Linked DNA regions of Homo sapiens: region 2 is linked to region 1. A link is an interaction called in ENCODE POLR2A ChIA-PET data of the cell type or tissue named here. Cell type or tissue: Panc1. All regions are shown on one strand. Each heading gives the region's core, and the rest is flanking DNA. Links, peaks and the distances in the headings are about the cores only.

Region 1 (8,271 bases), core at 1,424-5,423:
CCACAGGGGTGATATTATTGGTAATCAATATCAATTGGTAATCAATAATTATTAAACGTGTTGGTTGCTGAATTACCATGACAGTTGAATTCACTGTGTCACCAGGGTTCTCATGATAATGTTAGGGCACTAATAAGTGAAGAATGGGAACTTTTTCTCTTTTCTTTTTTTTTTTTTTTTTTGAGACAGTCTTCCTGTGTTGCCCAGGCTGGAGCACAGTGGTTTGATCTTGGCTCACTGCAGTCTCAACCTCTCAGGCTCAAGCTATCCTTCTGCCTCAGACTCTGGGGTAGCTGGGACAACAGGTACGAGCCATCATGCCCAACTAATTTTTGTGTTTTGTAGAGATGTGTTTCATCACATTGCTCTGGCTGGTCTCAAACTCCTGGGCTCAAGCCATCCACCCACCTTGGACTTCTAAAGTTTTGAGATTACAGGCAGGAGCCACCATGCCCGGCCCTATTCTCTTTTACACTGGTTTATTGTGAGGGCCTCCAATTGTCTTCCTATTAGGCTTGCTCACTTCGGCCTGTTCACTGAAGCCAGAGGAATTCTCCTAAAAGGCAAATTTGGATCAAAATAGTTCTTGATTAAAACCTGCTGGTGACTGCCCATTGCCTTTAAGACAAAGTCCAAACTAATTTGGCCACAGGGCCTGGTAAGAGCTGGCCTCTGCTCACCTTCCCAGTTTTATCCTGCACCAGCCTCCCCAAATCCCTACCCTCCAGCCACAGGAATGTCAGTTTCCTTGGGGGACTTCACTGGTCCTTCAGGAATCCCTCTCCCTACCTCCATCATCACTCTTTCACTCTCATCTTTGCTCATCTTTAGCCTCAGCCAAGATGTCTCACCCTACTCTCTATGATGCAACAAGAAGCCCCTGGGGAATGTTTCAGTCCCAGTCTGTACTATTGTCATGTGCTCATCACAGTCTGGTAAGTGTTGGCCTGTGATTCCTAGGTTAGTCCATTTTGCATTGCTGTAAGGAAACACCTCAGGCTGGGTAGTTTATAAAGAAAAACAGTTTATTTGGCTCACAGTCCTGCAGACTATACAAGTAGCATGGTGCCAGGCTGGGAGCAGTGGCCCACACCTGTAATCCCGGCACTTTGGGACGCTGAAGCAGGAGGATTGCTTGAGCCCAGAAGTTCAAAAGCAGCCTGGGAAACATGATAAGATCTTGTCTCTGCTAAAAATAAAAAAAAAAATAGCCAAGTATGATGGTACACTGATGCATGCCTGTGATTTCAGCTACTTGAAAGGCTAAGGTAAAAAGACCTCTTTAGCCCGGGATGTCAGGGTTGCAGTGAGCCATAATTACACTACTGCTCTCTCGCCTGAGTGTCAGAGTGAGACTCTGTCTCAGGAAAAAAAAAAAAGCATAGTACCAGCATCTGCTGGTGAGGACCTCAGGAGGCTTCCTCTCATGGCGGAAGATGAAGGAGGAGCCGGCATGTCACTTGTTGAGAAGAGGGAGCAAGGGAGAGGGGAGGAGGTGCCAGGCTCTTTAAACAATCAGCTCTCATGTGAACTAGTAGAGAGAGAACTCACTCATTACCTTGGGGAGGGCACCAAGCCATTCATGAGGGATCTGCCCTCATGACTCACACACCTCCCACCAGGCCCCACCTCCAACATTAGGGATTCAATTTCAATAAGATTTGGAAGAGACAAACGTTCAAGCTATATCAATTTCCTGCTACCCTATAAGCTCTGCGAGGGCAGAAACTTTTTTTTTTTTTTTTTTTTTGATACGGAGTTTCACTCTTGTTGCCCAGGCTGGAGTGCAGCGCCTCAGCTCATTGCAACCTCCGCCTCCTGGGTTGAAGCGATTCTCCTGCCTCAGCCTCCCGAGTAGCTGTAGCTGGGATTACAGACATGCACAACCATGCCTTGCTAATTTTTGTACTTTTAGTAGAGACAGGGTTTCACCATGTTTGTCAGGCTGGTCTCGAACTCCTGACTTGAGGTGATTCACCTGCCTCAGCTTCCCAAAGTGCTGGGATTACAGGCGTGAGCCACCACGCCCGGCCAAGGGCAGAAACTCTTATACCTTGTTCACTGCTGTTTCCTGGGCACCTATTATAGTGCCTGGTATTTAGTAGGAGCTCAAGAAGTGTTTGTTAGGGCCTGATGTGTTGGTGCAATCCTGTAATCCCAGCTCTTTGGGAGGTGGGGGCCAGAGGATTACTTGTGCCCAGGAGTTCAAGGCCAGTCTGGGCAACATAGTGAGACCCTGTCTCTAGAAAAAATAATAAACTGGCCAGGCACGGTGGCTCACACCTGTAATCCCAGCACTTTGGGAGGCTGAGGTGGGCAGATCACCTGAGGTCAGGAGTTCAAGACCAGCCTGGCGAACATGGTGAAACCCTGTCTCTACTAAAAATATAAAAGTTAGTCGGGCATAGTGGCACACACCTGTAATCCCAGCTACTCGGAAGGCTGAGGAAAGAGAATCGCTTGAACCCAGGAGGCAGAGGTTGCAGAGAGCCGAGATCATGCCACTGCACTCCAGTCTGGGCGACAGAGCGAGACTCCGTCTGAAAAAAAAAAAAAGAAAAAGAAAAAATAATAAATTTAGCTGGGTGTGGTGTTACATGGCTGTAATATCAACTACTTGGGAGGCTAAGGTGGGAGGATCACTTGAGCCCAGGTGATGGAAGCTGCAGTGAGCCATAATCATCCTGCTGTACTTCAGCCTGTGTGACAGAAGGGGACTGTGTCTCAAAAAAAGTAAAAAAAAGAAAAAGAAAAATATTCGTTGGGAAAATAAAAGAGTGAACAAGCAAAGTTTCAGGAGAGTACTGTGAATGTGGGTCATGTCAGTAGAGTGTAGGAAGTTGGGCAGGAGCGGCTAGACTTCAAGAGCAGGTTGGTGGAGACCAGGTCATTTATCGTAAGCAGTTTGCCCTGTAGCATGTGGATCAAATATCCCACATTGGCTGCTGGTGATTGAACTGGGCTTCCTGTTTCTGTGTTTGGTTTGACCATCACAGTGTTGAAGAACTGTTGAAGTGAATACCTTGCAGTTTGCTACAGTTCCCCCCGGTCTCCCATATTACTCTGGCCTCATTCCCTCCTGTAGGTTGCCTGACCCTCTGAGACCTGTGTTTGCTGTCCCTGCAGATGGGTGGGTAGGAGGTGATTTAAGGAGGAAGATTTAATATGTGAGTTATAGAAAGATAAATAGACTGGGCTCAGTGGCTAAAGCCTATAATCCTAGCACTAGGCCAAGGCAGGAGGATTAGTTTGACCCAGGAGTTCAAGACCAGTCTGGGCCATAGTGAGACCCCATCTCTACAAAAAATTTAAAAATTAGCCAGGCATGGTGGCATGCACCTGCAATCGCAGCTACTCGGGAGGCTGAAGTGGGAGGATAGCTTGAGCCCAGGAATTGAAAGCTACAGTAAGCGGTGATCTTGCCATTGCACTCCAGTCTGAGTGACAGAGTGAGACCCTATCTCAGAAAGAAAAAAGCAAGAGAGAGATAAATAGATCCAGCATTGGTGGGAGTGTGCTTTTGAGTGCTCTTTAGGAGAAAATTTTATTTTAATATTTTTTTCTTCTTTAAATTTTTTATATTCTAGCAGGCTGGGTCCATTCTCTCCCCTTTAATTTCTCAAACACAAAGCGCCCTGCTGGAATTTCAGGTTGGATCTGCAGTATATCACCATTAACATAGCAGCCTGCTATGTTGTAAGTCCTTATGCCAGGAACTGTGCGGGATACAAAATGTAAGAGAAGGCTGGAATAGAGCATCTCCGGGGGAAACGAGAGCCAGAGATACAGCTGTGCCCCATGGAGAGAGGCAGCTGGTGTTTGGTAGTTGCTTGTGGAAAGGCTGTACTTTGGTAAGGTCTCCACAACTGCAATGTGGCCTTCAATATTATAGGTCCCCAAACTCCAGGTTTTTATGTTCCCTACATAGGTCAGGGTCGTAGGGAGTGATTCACCCTAGCAGAACTCCCTGGTTTTTAAGGCAGGTGTTCCATTTATTAATTGACAAAGGATGCATATTTCTCCTTTGGTAACCTGATGAGTTAGGTCTTTTCTCCAGGGACTCCCTTTCCACCTGAAGGTTCTTGGAAAACTAAGCAGAGAATGAGGGAAAGGCTGTGAACAAGCTTGCTGGTCCCTCCCTGTCCTAAAAAAGAGCATACCTCTTCTGTAACCAGAAGACCCTTTTCACTAGTCAAGGCTGGGCAGACTGAGATGAGGGGTGTGTGTGTGTGTGTGTGTGTTTGTGTGTGTGTGTGTATGTTGAGACAGGGTCTCACTCTGTCACCCAGGCTGGAGTGCAGTGGTGAGATCAGAGCTCACTGCAGCTTCTACTTCTGCAGCTTCCACTTTGATCCTCCCACTTCAGCCTCCAAAGTAACTGGGACTATAGGAATGTGCCACCACACCCAGCTCATTTTCTAATTTTTTGCAGAGATGAGGTTTCGCTCTGTTGCTCAGGCTGGTCTTGAATTTCTGGCCTCACGGGATATCCTCCTGCCTTAGTCTCCCAATGGGCTGGGATTACAGGTGTGAGCCACCTCACCTGACCTGCGATGAGTTTTCAACAATGTGATTCCTCTTTTACAGAACCACCTTAGCTAAATATTCTTTTGAGAACAAGGGCTAGCCTGTAGTTTCATGGCCTTTTTTCCATTTGTGGTTTTTGCCAGGTGGAATTTAAATGACCTTTTATCAAGATGGATAAACGCAAGTTTCCCAGTGCTGGAATACAGAAAATGGATGGACAAGTAAGTCCCACTCAGCACCCATAGCCCAGACATGGGGACCTCAACACACCTGGGCCCCAGACATCACCTTTCATTGTGAGTAGCTCAGAGATGACACTTCGTTGTTAAGTGCCCACTGGCAATAGTTTCTATAACAGCAAGTGAAGGAATAAATAGTCACCAAAACATTTTCTGTTCCCAATTCCAACATTAATTGGATGAGATAATTATTTTATGAAAATTTTCATATAGCACAGTCCTGGCCATATCTTTAAGTGAACAGAAAAATTCTATTAAAAAGTCAACCTTCTATCTCACTCTCTTGCCCAGACTGGAGTGCAGCGGTGCAGTGGTGCAGTTATGGCTCACTGCAGCCACAACTTACTGGGCTCAAGCAGTCCTCCCACCTCAGCCTCTGAAAGTGCTGGAATTATAAGCAGACAGCCACCATGCCTGAAAACTTGACAATTTACATCAAGTGTAATAAGAATGCTCATGCCCTGTGACTCACAGTAATCTCACTTCTGGAAATACCATCTTTGGATATAATTCAACCTAAACAAAAGGTCATATGTACACAGTGAAAATCCGGATGTAATTTTTTTCTTTTTAAAAACATATGGAATGATTCACAAATTTGCATGTCATTCTTGCACAGAGGCCATGCCAATCTATCGTTCCAACTTTAGTATATGTGCTACTGAAGCAAACATGAGTAATTTAAGATAAAGTGGTTAAGTGGAATAAGGAAGAGTTATGGGGAATTTAAAAATTTATGGTATACTCCCTCTCCCTCTCCCTCTCCCCCTCCCCCTCCCCCTCCCCCTCCCTCTCCCTCCACGGTCTCCCTCTGATGCCGAGCCAAAGCTGGACGGTACTGCTGCCATCTCGGCTCACTGCAACCTCCCTGCCTGATTCTCCTGCCTCAGCCTGCCGAGTGCCTGCGATTGCAGGCGCGCGCCGCCACGCCTGACTGGTTTTCGTTTTTTTTTGGTGGAGACGGGGTTTCGCTGTGTTGGCCGGGCTGGTCTCCAGCTCCTAACCGCGAGTGATCCGCCAGCCTCGGCCTCCCGAGGTGCCGGGATTGCAGATGGAGTCTCGTTCACTCAGTGCTCAATGGTGCCCAGGCTGGAGTGCAGTGGCGTGATCTCGGCTCGCTACAACCACCTCCCAGCCGCCTGCCTTGGCCTCCCAAAGAGCCGAGATTGCAGCCTCTGCCCGGCCGCCACCCTGTCTGGGAAGTGAGGAGCGTCTCTGCCTGGCCGCCCATCGTCTGGGATATGAGGAGCCCCTCTGCCTGGCTGCCCAGTCTGGAAAGTGAGGAGCGCCTCTTCCCCGCCTCCATCCCATCTAGGAAGTGAGGAGCGTCTCTGCGCGGCTGCCCATCGTCTGAGATGTGGGGAGCACCTCTGCCCCACCGCCCTGTCTGGGATGTGAGGAGCGCCTCTGCTGGGCCGCAACCCTGTCTGGGAGGTGAGGAGCGTCTCTGCCCGGCCGCTCCGTCTGAGAAGTGAGGAAACCCTCTGCCTGGCAACCGCCCCGTCTGAGAAGTGAGGAGCCCCTCCGTCCGGCAACCACCCCGTCTGGGAAGTGAGGAGCGTCTCCGCCCGGCAGCCACCCCGTCCGGGAGGGAGGTGGGGGGGGTCAGCCCCCCGCCCGGCCAGCCGCCCCGTCCGGGAGGTGAGGGGCTCCTCTGCCCGGCCGCCCCTACTGGGAAGTGAGGAGCCCCTCTGCCCGGCCAGCCGCCCCGTCCGGGAGGGAGGCGGGGGTGGGGGGTCGGCCAGCCGCCCCGTCCGGGAGGGAGGTGGGGGGGTCAGCCCCCGTCCGGGAGGTGAGGGGCGCCTCTGCCCGGCTGCCCCTACTGGGAAGTGAGGACCCCTCTGCCCGGCCAGCCGCCCCGTCCGGGAGGGAGGTGGGGGGGTCAGCCCCCCGCCCGGCCAGCCGCCCAGTCCGGGAGGGAGGTGGGGGGTCAGCCCCCTGCCCGGCCAGCCGCCCCGTCCGGGAGGGAGGTGGGGGGATCAGCCCCCCGCCTGGCCAGCCGCCCCATCCGGGAGGGAGGTGGGGGGGTCAGCCCCCCGCCCGGCCAGCCGCCCCGTCCGGGAGGGAGGTGGGGGGATCAGCCCCCCGCCTGGCCAGCCGCCCCGTCCGGGAGGTGAGGGGCGCCTCTGCCCGGCCGCCCCTACTGGAAAGTGAGGAGCTCCTCTGCCCGGCCAGCCGCCCAGTCCGGGAGGGAGGCGGGCGGGGGTCGGCCAGCCGCCCCGTCCGGGAGGGAGGTGGAGGGGGTCAGCCCCCCTTCCGGCCGGCCGCCCCGTCCGGGAGGTGAGGGGCGCCTCTGCCCGGCCGCCCCTACTGGGAAGTGAGGACCCCTCTGCCCGGCCAGCCGCCCCGTCCGGGAGGGAGGTAGGGGGGACAGCCCCCCGCCCGGCCAGCCGCCCTATCCAGGAGGTGAGGGGCGCCTCTGCCCGGCCGCCCCTACTGGGAAGTGAGGAGCCGCTCTGCCTGGCCAGCCGCCCCGTCCGGGAGGGTGGTGGGGGGTCAGCCCCCGCCCGGCCAGCCGCCCCATCCGGGAGGTGAGGGGCGCTTCTGCCCGGCCGCCCCTACTGGGAAGTGAGGAGCCCCTCTGCCTGGCCACGACCCCGTCTGGGAGGTGTGCCCAGCGGCTCATTGGGGATGGGCCATGATGACAATGGCGGTTTTGTGGAATAGAAAGGCGGGAAGGGTGGGGAAAAAATTGAGAAATCGGATGGTTGCCGGGTCTGTGTGGATAGAAGTAGACATGGGAGACTTTTCATTTTGCTCTGTACTAAGAAAAATTCTTCTGCCTTGGGATCCTGTTGATCTGTGACCTTATCCCCAACCCTGTGCTCTCTGAAACATGTGCTGCGTCCACTCAGGGTTAAATGGATTAAGGGCGGTGCAAGATGTGCTTGGTTAAACAGATGCTTGAAGGCAGCATGCTCGTTAAGAGTCATCACCACTCCCTAATCTTAAGTACCCAGGGACACAAACACTGCGGAAGGCCGCAGGGTCCTCTGCCTAGGAAAACCAGAGACCTTTGTTCACTTGTTTATCTGCTGACCTTCCCTCCACTATTGTCCTATGACCCTGCCAAATCCCCCTCTGCGAGAAACACCCAAGAATGATCAATAAAAAAAAAAAATAAAATAAAATAAAATAAAATAAAAAGAAATCCAATTGCTGGAAAAAAAAAAAATAAAAAAAAAAAATAAAAATTTATGGTATTTATAGGCACCTAGTAACGGCTCAGTAAATATTAGCTGCTACTTTTATTATTTTTATGGTAATTCCACTCAATTAAAAACTGTCATTAAAAATTACCATTGTCATGGAACATAATGTATCCTACAGTATAATTGTAAAAACAGATACAATTTGTCCCTTGGTATATGGGGGGGATTAGTTCCAGCTCCCCCATTTCTGTGTATACCAAAATCCACCCATACCCACTGCAGCCTAGACTTTTCAGGCTCAAGGGATCTTCCCACCCCAGACTCCAAAGTAGCCGGAACTATAGGTGGGCACC
Region 2 (8,271 bases), core at 2,628-6,627, 210 kb after region 1:
TTTACTGTGTTAGCCAGGATGGTCTCGATCTCCTGACCTTGTGATCTGCCCGCCTCGGCCTCCCAAAATGCTGGGATTACAGGCGTGAGCCACTGCGCCCGGCCATAGGTAGGTAGGTATTTTCTGTGGCTTCTGAAGCCTTCTAGTCAATTGTGTCTCGATTGGATCCTCTGGAAAAAAAAGCATCCAGACCTCAAAAACTAAGGACAGGGACTCTAGAATTTCTGAACTGATGAGTTAAAATAGCTTAGGAATGGGCTCTCAGTTGGGGAATTGCCACATGAGGACACGTTTTAATCATTAATGCTGATGCAGGCCAGATTGCTTTCCAAGAAACCCTGCCCTGTCACTTTTTCCAGCCATTCTTGTCTGAGGAGGCAGAGGAATTGAGCAAGCCTGGACTGTGAGCTGTGCCTGGGTTGGTGGCCAGAGTTTGAGCAGGGGTGTGTGCAGGACAGGGTGTGATGGTGGAATGAGCAGTTCCTTGGGTCCTCCAAGTACCAGGGAAATGCCACAACTGGACACTTCCAGAGGGACCACACTCCTCCAGGTTTGGAGGCCATGGAGAAGAATCCAGGTTCCAAATATGACCCCTTTTCCCCTGCGCTTCTGAAAAACAGCCAAGGGTCACCTTTTTCTTTCTTTTTTTTTCATGAGACAGTGTCTTGCTTTGTCACCCTGGCTGGAGTGCAGAGGCATGATCATAGCTCCCTCCAGCCTCAAACTCCTGGGCCTCCAGCCTCCCGAGTAGCTAGGACTACAAGTGTGTGCCACCATGCCCAGCTTTTTTGTTTGTTTGTTTTGTAGAGACAGGGGTCTCACTACATTGCCCAGGCTAGTCTCAAATTCCTGGCCTCAAGCAATCCTCCAGCCTTGGTCTCCGGAAGTACTGTGATTATAGGCATGGGCCACCAAGCCCAGCCAAGGATCACTTCTTATCCGATATTATATCTCAAGAAATTTTGCAATTTAAAAAATTAACTTGGTATGAGGCAGCTAAGTACCCTGTACTGTCTGATCAGGGAATCTTAACTGGGAGCTTAACCTGGAGAGATACTTCAAAATTCATAGATGACAGACCCCCTTCTCTGAAACCCTCAAATCAGATCTGAGGCCTAGACTCATGCTGTTTGAGGAAAGTCCATGGAGATTCTAACGCAAGGCTTGAACTGAGGGCCAGTGCAAAAGAACATGGCGAGAATATGGCCAGCCCACGACCTTGATTTCTTTTTCTTTTCCTGTTAAAAATGTCAGTTTCACTGGAATCATCAAAAAATCACATTCTAGAAAATGTGCTAAGCCAGCATTTCTCACTTTAATGAGCATACACATCATATCTTGTTAAAATGCAGATTCTGGCCAGGCGTGGTGGCTCACACCTGTAATCCCAGCACTCTGGGAAGCCAAGGAGGTGGATCACTTGAGGTCAGGAGTTCAAGAACAGCCTGGCCAACATGGTGAAACCCCATCTCTACTAATAATACAAAAATTAGGCCGGGTGTGGTGGCTCACACCTGTAATCCCAGCACTTTGGGAGGCTGAGGCGGGCTGATCACAAGGTAAGGAGTTTGAGACCAGCCTGGCCAACATGGTGAAACCCCATCTCTACTAAAAACACAAAAAAACAAAAATTAGCCGGGTGTGGTGGCTGGCACCTGTAATCCTAGCTACTCAGGAGGCTGAGGCAGGAGAATTGCTTGAAACTGGAAGTTGGAGGTTGTGGTGAGCTGAGATCAAGACACTGCACTCCAGCCTGGGCGACAGTGCAAGACTCTGTCTCAAAAAAAAAAAGGCCAGGCATGGTGGCTCACGCCTGTAATCCCAGCACTTTGGGAAGCCGAGGCTGGCAGATCATGAGGTCAGGAGATCCAGACCATCCTGGTTAACACGGTGAAACTCCGTCTCTACTAAAAATACAAAAAATTAGCTGGGCGTGGTGGCGGGCACCTGTAGTCCTAGCTACTCGGGAGGCTGAGGCAGGAGAATGGTGTGAATCCAGGAGGCGGAGCTTGCAGTGAGCTGAGATCACACCACTGCACTCCAGCCTGGGCAACAGAGCAAGACTCCGTCTCAAAAAAAAAAATTACCTGGGCACAGTGGCCCATGCATGTAATCCTAGCTACTCGGGAGGCTGACTGAGGCAGGAGAATCACTTGAACCTGGGAGGCAGAGGTTGCAGTGAGCCGAGATCATGCAGAGTGGCAGGGTGACAGAGTGAGACTCCATCCAAAAAATAAAATAAAATAAAATAAAATGCAGATTCTGATTCAGCAGGGCTGGGGTGGGGCCTGACAATTTACCTTAAGTTCTCAGATGATGATTGTGCTGTTGGACCATGGTCCATACTTTGAGTAGCAAGGGGGCTACATCAGTGTGTTACTGAAACCCCAGGGATTCAGTCTGGGTCCTGCCGCTCGCTGCACAGAAAGCCAACCATTGAGACGATGATTCTTGCCAAAGAAGAAGGCTTTAATTGGGTGCTGCAGGCCAGGAGAGGGGAGACAAGTCTCAAATCCATCTCCCTGACAGACTAAAATTAGGGGCTTAAACAGCAGGGAAGAAATGTAACTACCTCTGAGAAAAGAGGAACTCGGGAGGGGGTAAGGAAGCAATCATGATGAATGAGGGGCCTGGAGTCTCATTGTCTGGGTGCGATGGTCTGGTGAGTTTCAAGTCTTTGATACTTTTTTTTTTTTTTTTTTGAGATGGAGTCTCTGTCGCCCAGGCTGGAGTGCAGTGGGGCGATCTCAGCTCACTGCAAGCTCTGCCTCCCAGGATTACGCCATTCTCCTGCCTCAGCCTCCAGAGTAGCTGAGACTATAGGTGCCCGCCACCACGCCTGGCTAATTTTTTTGTATTTTTTTAGTAGAGACAGGGTTTCACCGTGTTAGCCAGGATGGTCTCGACCTCCTGACCTCGTGATCCGCCTGCCTCGGCCTCCCAAAGTGCTGGGATTACAGGTGTGAACCACCATGCCTGGCTGTCTTTGATACTTTTTGAGAGACTTGGGTGTCCTTTATTGAGGAAGGAATTCAGATAAAACAGATGTAAGTTTTAAGCTTTAAGATTGGAGGGGTTAGCCAGGTGCAGTGGCTCATGCCTGTAATCCCAGCACTTTGGGAGATCAAGGCAGGTGGATCACTTGAGGCCAAGAGTTCAAGACCAGCCTGGGCAACAAGTGAGACCCCCCCCACCCCATCTCTTAAAAAAAATTTTAGCTGAATGTGGTGGTGTGTGCCTGTAGTCCCAGCTACCTGGGGGACTGAGATAGGAGGATCACCTGAATCTGGAAGGTCGAGGCTGCAGTGAGCTGTGATCACGCCATTGTACTCCAGCCTGGGCAACAGAGTGAGACCCTGTCTCAAAAACAAACAAACAAAAACAAAAAAAGAAAAAATCCCACCCAGAAGGGCTTTGCTATTTGGAGGTGCACATAGATCTCAACAGAGAGAAGCTGAAGGTTATCACTAGTTTCCTAGAGGGCTGCGGAAGGACTTAAGGGGTGAGACAGAATGGAAAGGTATTTGCTTTCATCAATGAGACTGAAGGTAATAGACACCCAGTGACTGAAGGGAGGAGAGCCTCAGAAAACTCACCAACACACCAAAATACCAAAGAGCTGGCAGCGTTAAACATCCAACAAATTTGACACCAGCTCACAACAGTCACACTCAAACAAGACCTTTTCTGTTCCACTTTTTTTTCTCTTCCCTTCCTGTACTCCAATCCCAAGAGATCAGAAGTCAGCCACGCACAGCCCCTTTCTTTAAAGTCAGGCTTCAGGCTTCCCAGCTGTGTTCCAGAGCAATCTGTTTTTTTTGGGGGGGCGGTTTTTTGTTTTGTTTTGAGACAGAGTCTCGCTCTTTATTGACCAGGCTGGAGTGCAGTGGTGTCATCATAGCTCACTGCAGCATTGAACTCCTGGGGTCACATGATGCTGCCAACCTAAGCCTCCCAAGTAACTAGAATTACAGGCACATGCCATCATACCAGACTAATTTAAAAAAAAGTTTGGGGGCTGGGCATGTTGGCTCATACCTGTAATCCCAGCACTTTGGGAGGCCAAGACTGGCAGATCACTTGAGGTCAGGAGTTCGAGACCAGCCTGGCCAACATGATGAAGCCCTGTCTCTACTAAAAACACAAAAATTAGCTGGGCGTGGTGGCAGGTGCCTGTAATCCCAGCTACTCAGAAGGCTGAGGCGGGAGAATCACTTGAACCCAGGTGGCAGAGTTTGCAGTGAGCCGAGATTGTGCCATTGCACTCCAGCCTGGGCAACAAGAGTGAAACTCTATCTCAAAAAAAAAATTATTTTTGATAGAGACAAGGTCTCGCTATGTTGCCTGGCTGCTCTCAAACTTCTGGCCTCAAGTGATCCTCCCGCCTCAGCCTTGGAAAGTGCTAGGATTACAGGTGTGACCCATCATGCCCGGCCCCAGATCAATCTTTACTATGTCTGAGAAACCTCTTATCTCTTCTGCCTCCCCACCAGACTTTCAAGGCCTTGTTGAAGCACTCCTGGCTTAACTGGTGATCTCATATGCATTCCCTAATGAATCACTTGCACACTAATCTCTAACTCAAGTTTGGCTTCCTGGGAAACCCAACCCATGGCAAAGTAAATCTTAGTGCTGCTTTTGGAGAATGTTCTCAGGGAAGGCAATGACTTGCCCTTCTATACACCACACCCCCACCAAGCTATGCTTCTGACCAGTGTGGACAATCAATCAACAACTGTAGGGGTCCCCCATGGCACAGCCATGGTCAGGTACAGTTTAGCGAAATCATCTAAAAATGATCAGGATTGAATTTCTCACCAGCTCAATCCTGAGTACTCAGAATCTAAATTAAATTGATTTAAGGTCCATAAACATACTTGAGGCCAAGTATAGTGGCTCACACCAGTAATCCCAGAACTTTGGAAGGTAACAGGCAGATCACTTGAGGTCTGGATTTGGAAACCAGCCTGGCCAACATGGTGAAACCCTGTCTCTACTAAAACTACAAAAGCTAGCCAGGCTTGGTGGTGGGTGCCTGTAATCCCAGCCACTGGGGAGGCTGAGGCAGGAGAATCACTTGAACCTGGGAGGCAGAGGTTGCAGTGAGCCAAGACTGCGCCACTGCACTCCAGCCTGGGCAACAGAGTGAGGCTGTGTCTCAAAAATTAAAATAAAAAGATGCAAAAATTAGCTGGGTGTGGTGGCAGGCACCTGTAATTCCAGCTACTGAGGAAGCTGAGGCAGGAGAATCTCTTGAACCTGGGAAGCGGAAGTTGCAGTGAGCTGAGATTGCGCCACTGCACTCCAGCCTGGGCAACAGAGAGACACTGTGTCTCAAATAAATACACATACTTGAGGTAGATTCTTATAGTGAAGGCCTCTTGTGTTCACATCCTCCTGTATTCCAGCCTTGTGTAATACCCTCCCCTGCGGACTCTGGGCTTGGTCATTCGGTCTTGCATTGGTCAATGGAAACTTAGCAATTGTGAAGCCAGGAGAGGCTTGAAAAGGGCTTGCACTTTGGGGCACGTTCTCTTGCCGCTCTTTAGAGCTGCAAAAATGCCATGAGAGGCCTGGCGCGGTGGCTCACGCCTGTAATCCCAGCACTTTGGGAAGCCGAGACGGGTGGATCACAAGGTCAGGAGATCGAGACCATCCTGGCTAACACGGTGAAACCCCGTCTCTACTAAAAATACAAAAAATTAGCCAGGCATGGTGGCGGGCGCCTGTAGTCCCAGCTACTCAGGAGGCTGAGGCAGGAGAATGGCGTGAACCTGGGAGGCGGAGCTTGCAGTGAGCCAAGATAGCACCACTGCACTCCAGCCTGGGCGACGAGTGAGACTCCATCTCAAAAAAAAAAAAAAAAAATGCCATGAGAAGAAGCCTGGGCCAGCCCTTTTGGGAGATGAGAGACCACCTGGAACAGAGATGAACTGTCCCAGTTGAGGACCCCTTAGAACCATCAGCCTGCCAGCTACCAGATGTGAGTGAGACAGTCCCTGACTATTCAGAGCCAGCCATAAAACATTTAGACTCATAAAACAAGGGAAAAAACAAATGTTTATTGTCTCAAGCCACTCGATTTGGAGTGGTTTATTTTATTTTCACTTATATAAAACTCTTGTGACCTATTTTTTGCACTTGGTTTTCTTAAGAATCTTTCTTTTTCTTTTTTTCAGAGGCAGGGTCTTACTCTGTCACCCAGACTGGAGTACAGTGGCACAATCACAGCACTCAACTGTCTCCACCTCCTGAGAGCTCAAACAATCCTCCTGCTTCAGCCTCCTGGGTAGCTGAGACTCTATGGGTGTGCGACACCACGCCTGGCTATTTTTTATTTTTTTGTAGAGATGTGGTCTCACTATGTTGCCTAGGCTGGTCTCTAAATCCTGGCCTCAAGTGATCCTCCTGCCTGAGCCTCCTGAGTAGCTGGAACTACAGGTGTGAGCCACCATGCCTGGCCTAGCTTGAATAGTTTTGCTCCCTCAGAAGTGAGCTGTATTGCTGGAATGTTAAATGTGGCCTGGGAAAGAAAGCACACTTAGCCAAGGCTGGGCACAGTGGCTCACACCTGTAATCCCAGCACTTTAGGAGGCTGAAGCAGCCAGATCACTTGAGGTCAGGAGTTTGAGACCAGCCTGGCTAACATGGTGAAACCCTGTCTCTACTAAAAATACAAAAATTAGCCAGGCATGATGGTGCATGCCAGTAATCCTAGCTACCTGGGTGGCTGAGGCAGGAGAATTGCACGAACCCAGGAGGTAGAGGGTTGCAGTGAGCCAAGATCACACCACTGCACTCCAGCCTGGGCAATAGAGACAGAGTGAGACTCTGTCTTCAAAACAAACAAACAAACAAACAAACAAAGCATACTTAGGCAAGTTAGAGAGTTTCCACCAGGACATTTCCTCTCCTTACAAGTAAGCAGATGACAAACTTTACCAGTACAATGGCTAAGATGACTATTTGCCTTTGGCTTTCTGTGTTAACTACATAAGTTCTGTTTACAAAGGCAAAGCTATTTATCTTTTTATTTGGGAGTTATTCCAATGTTATTAAACTTAGGAAGTTCTTTTCCATCATAACATTTGATACATATTTTCCAGCTGGGTGTGGGTGACTCATGTCTGTAATCCCAGAATTTTGGGAGGCCCAGGCAGGAGGATCATCTGAGGCCAGAAGTTCAAGACCAGCCTGGGTAGTATAGTGAGATCTCATCTCTAAAAAATAAGTTTAAAAAATCAGCCAGGTGGCCGGGCGACTCTGGGAGGGCGAGGTGGGTGGATCACAAGGTCAGGAGTTCAAGAACAGCCTGGCCAAGATGGTAAAACCCCATCTCTACTAAAAATACAAAAATTAGCCGGGTGTGGTGGTGCACATCTGTAATCCCAGCTATTCGAGAGGCTGAAGCAGAAGGATCACTTGAACCCAGGAGGCAGAGGTTGCAGTGAGCCAAGATCGTGCCACTGCAATCCAGCCTGGGCGACAGAGCAATAGTCCATCTCAAAAGAAAAAAAAAATCAGCAAGTTGTAGGCTCGGTGTAATGGCTCACACCTGTAATCCCAGCACTTTGGGAGGCCGAGGTGGGCAGACCACTTGAGGTCAGGAGTTCAAGAGCAGCCTGGCCAACCTGGCAAAATCTGGTCTCTACCAAAAATACAATAATTAGCCAGATGTGGTGGTATGCACCAGTAATCCCAGCCACTCAGGAGGCTGAGCATGAGAATCGCTTGAACCTGTGAGGTGGAGGTTGTAGTAAGCTAAGATTGCACCACTGCACTCCAGCCTGGGTGACAGAAGGAGACTCAGTCTCAAAAAAAGAAAAAAAGTAGCCAGGTGCAGGGGCAGGTGCCTGTACTCCCAGCTATTGGAGAGGCTGAGGAGGGAGAATTGCTTGAACCCAGGAGGTTAAGTCTGCAGTGAGCTATGATTGTGCCACTGCACTCCAGCCTGGGTGACAGAGCAAGACTCTGTCTCTAAATAAATAAATAAATAAATACTTTCTCTCTAGTATTTTAATGGATTAACAAATCAGTTTAACTCTTTAATGCATTTGTTATTAACTTGGATGTAAAGTGTGAGTGTTTACATAAGTCCATTTTCTCCCGAGACTTATATATATATGTGTATATGTATATATACCTCAATGATTTATCTATTCTCATTCTGGTGTTACACATGATTACAGTTTTACAACGTATTTTTCCACATAAGAGGAAGAATCTCTGTTATTACTCTTTATTTTTTGAGACAGAGTTTTGCTCTTGTTG

The links. Peaks named below come from ENCODE experiments on the same cell type or tissue, not always from the same donor. Only the 100,000 strongest peaks of a DNase experiment are listed, where the experiment ranks them.
Region 2: POLR2A ChIA-PET joins it to region 1 with 5 read pairs; 2 of 35 experiments call an interaction of 5 or more read pairs at or near these places.

What each region holds. Positions count from the first base shown.
Region 1 is chr7:66,392,356-66,400,626 of GRCh38, reverse strand. LINC00174 (long intergenic non-protein coding RNA 174) reads left to right here and starts at 219. Exons shown (of 5, transcript NR_026873.1): 1 at 219-305; 2 at 832-935; 3 at 4,671-4,748. It also overlaps the pseudogene LOC124901822. In Panc1, for the core only: no CTCF peak of the experiment used is centred there; no DNase peak of the experiment used is centred there.
Region 2 is chr7:66,180,212-66,188,482 of GRCh38, reverse strand. No RefSeq gene overlaps it. Among named protein-coding and RNA genes, the nearest start is that of TPST1, 21 kb to the left of the region's middle. In Panc1, for the core only: no CTCF peak of the experiment used is centred there; a DNase peak (open chromatin) is centred at 4,554.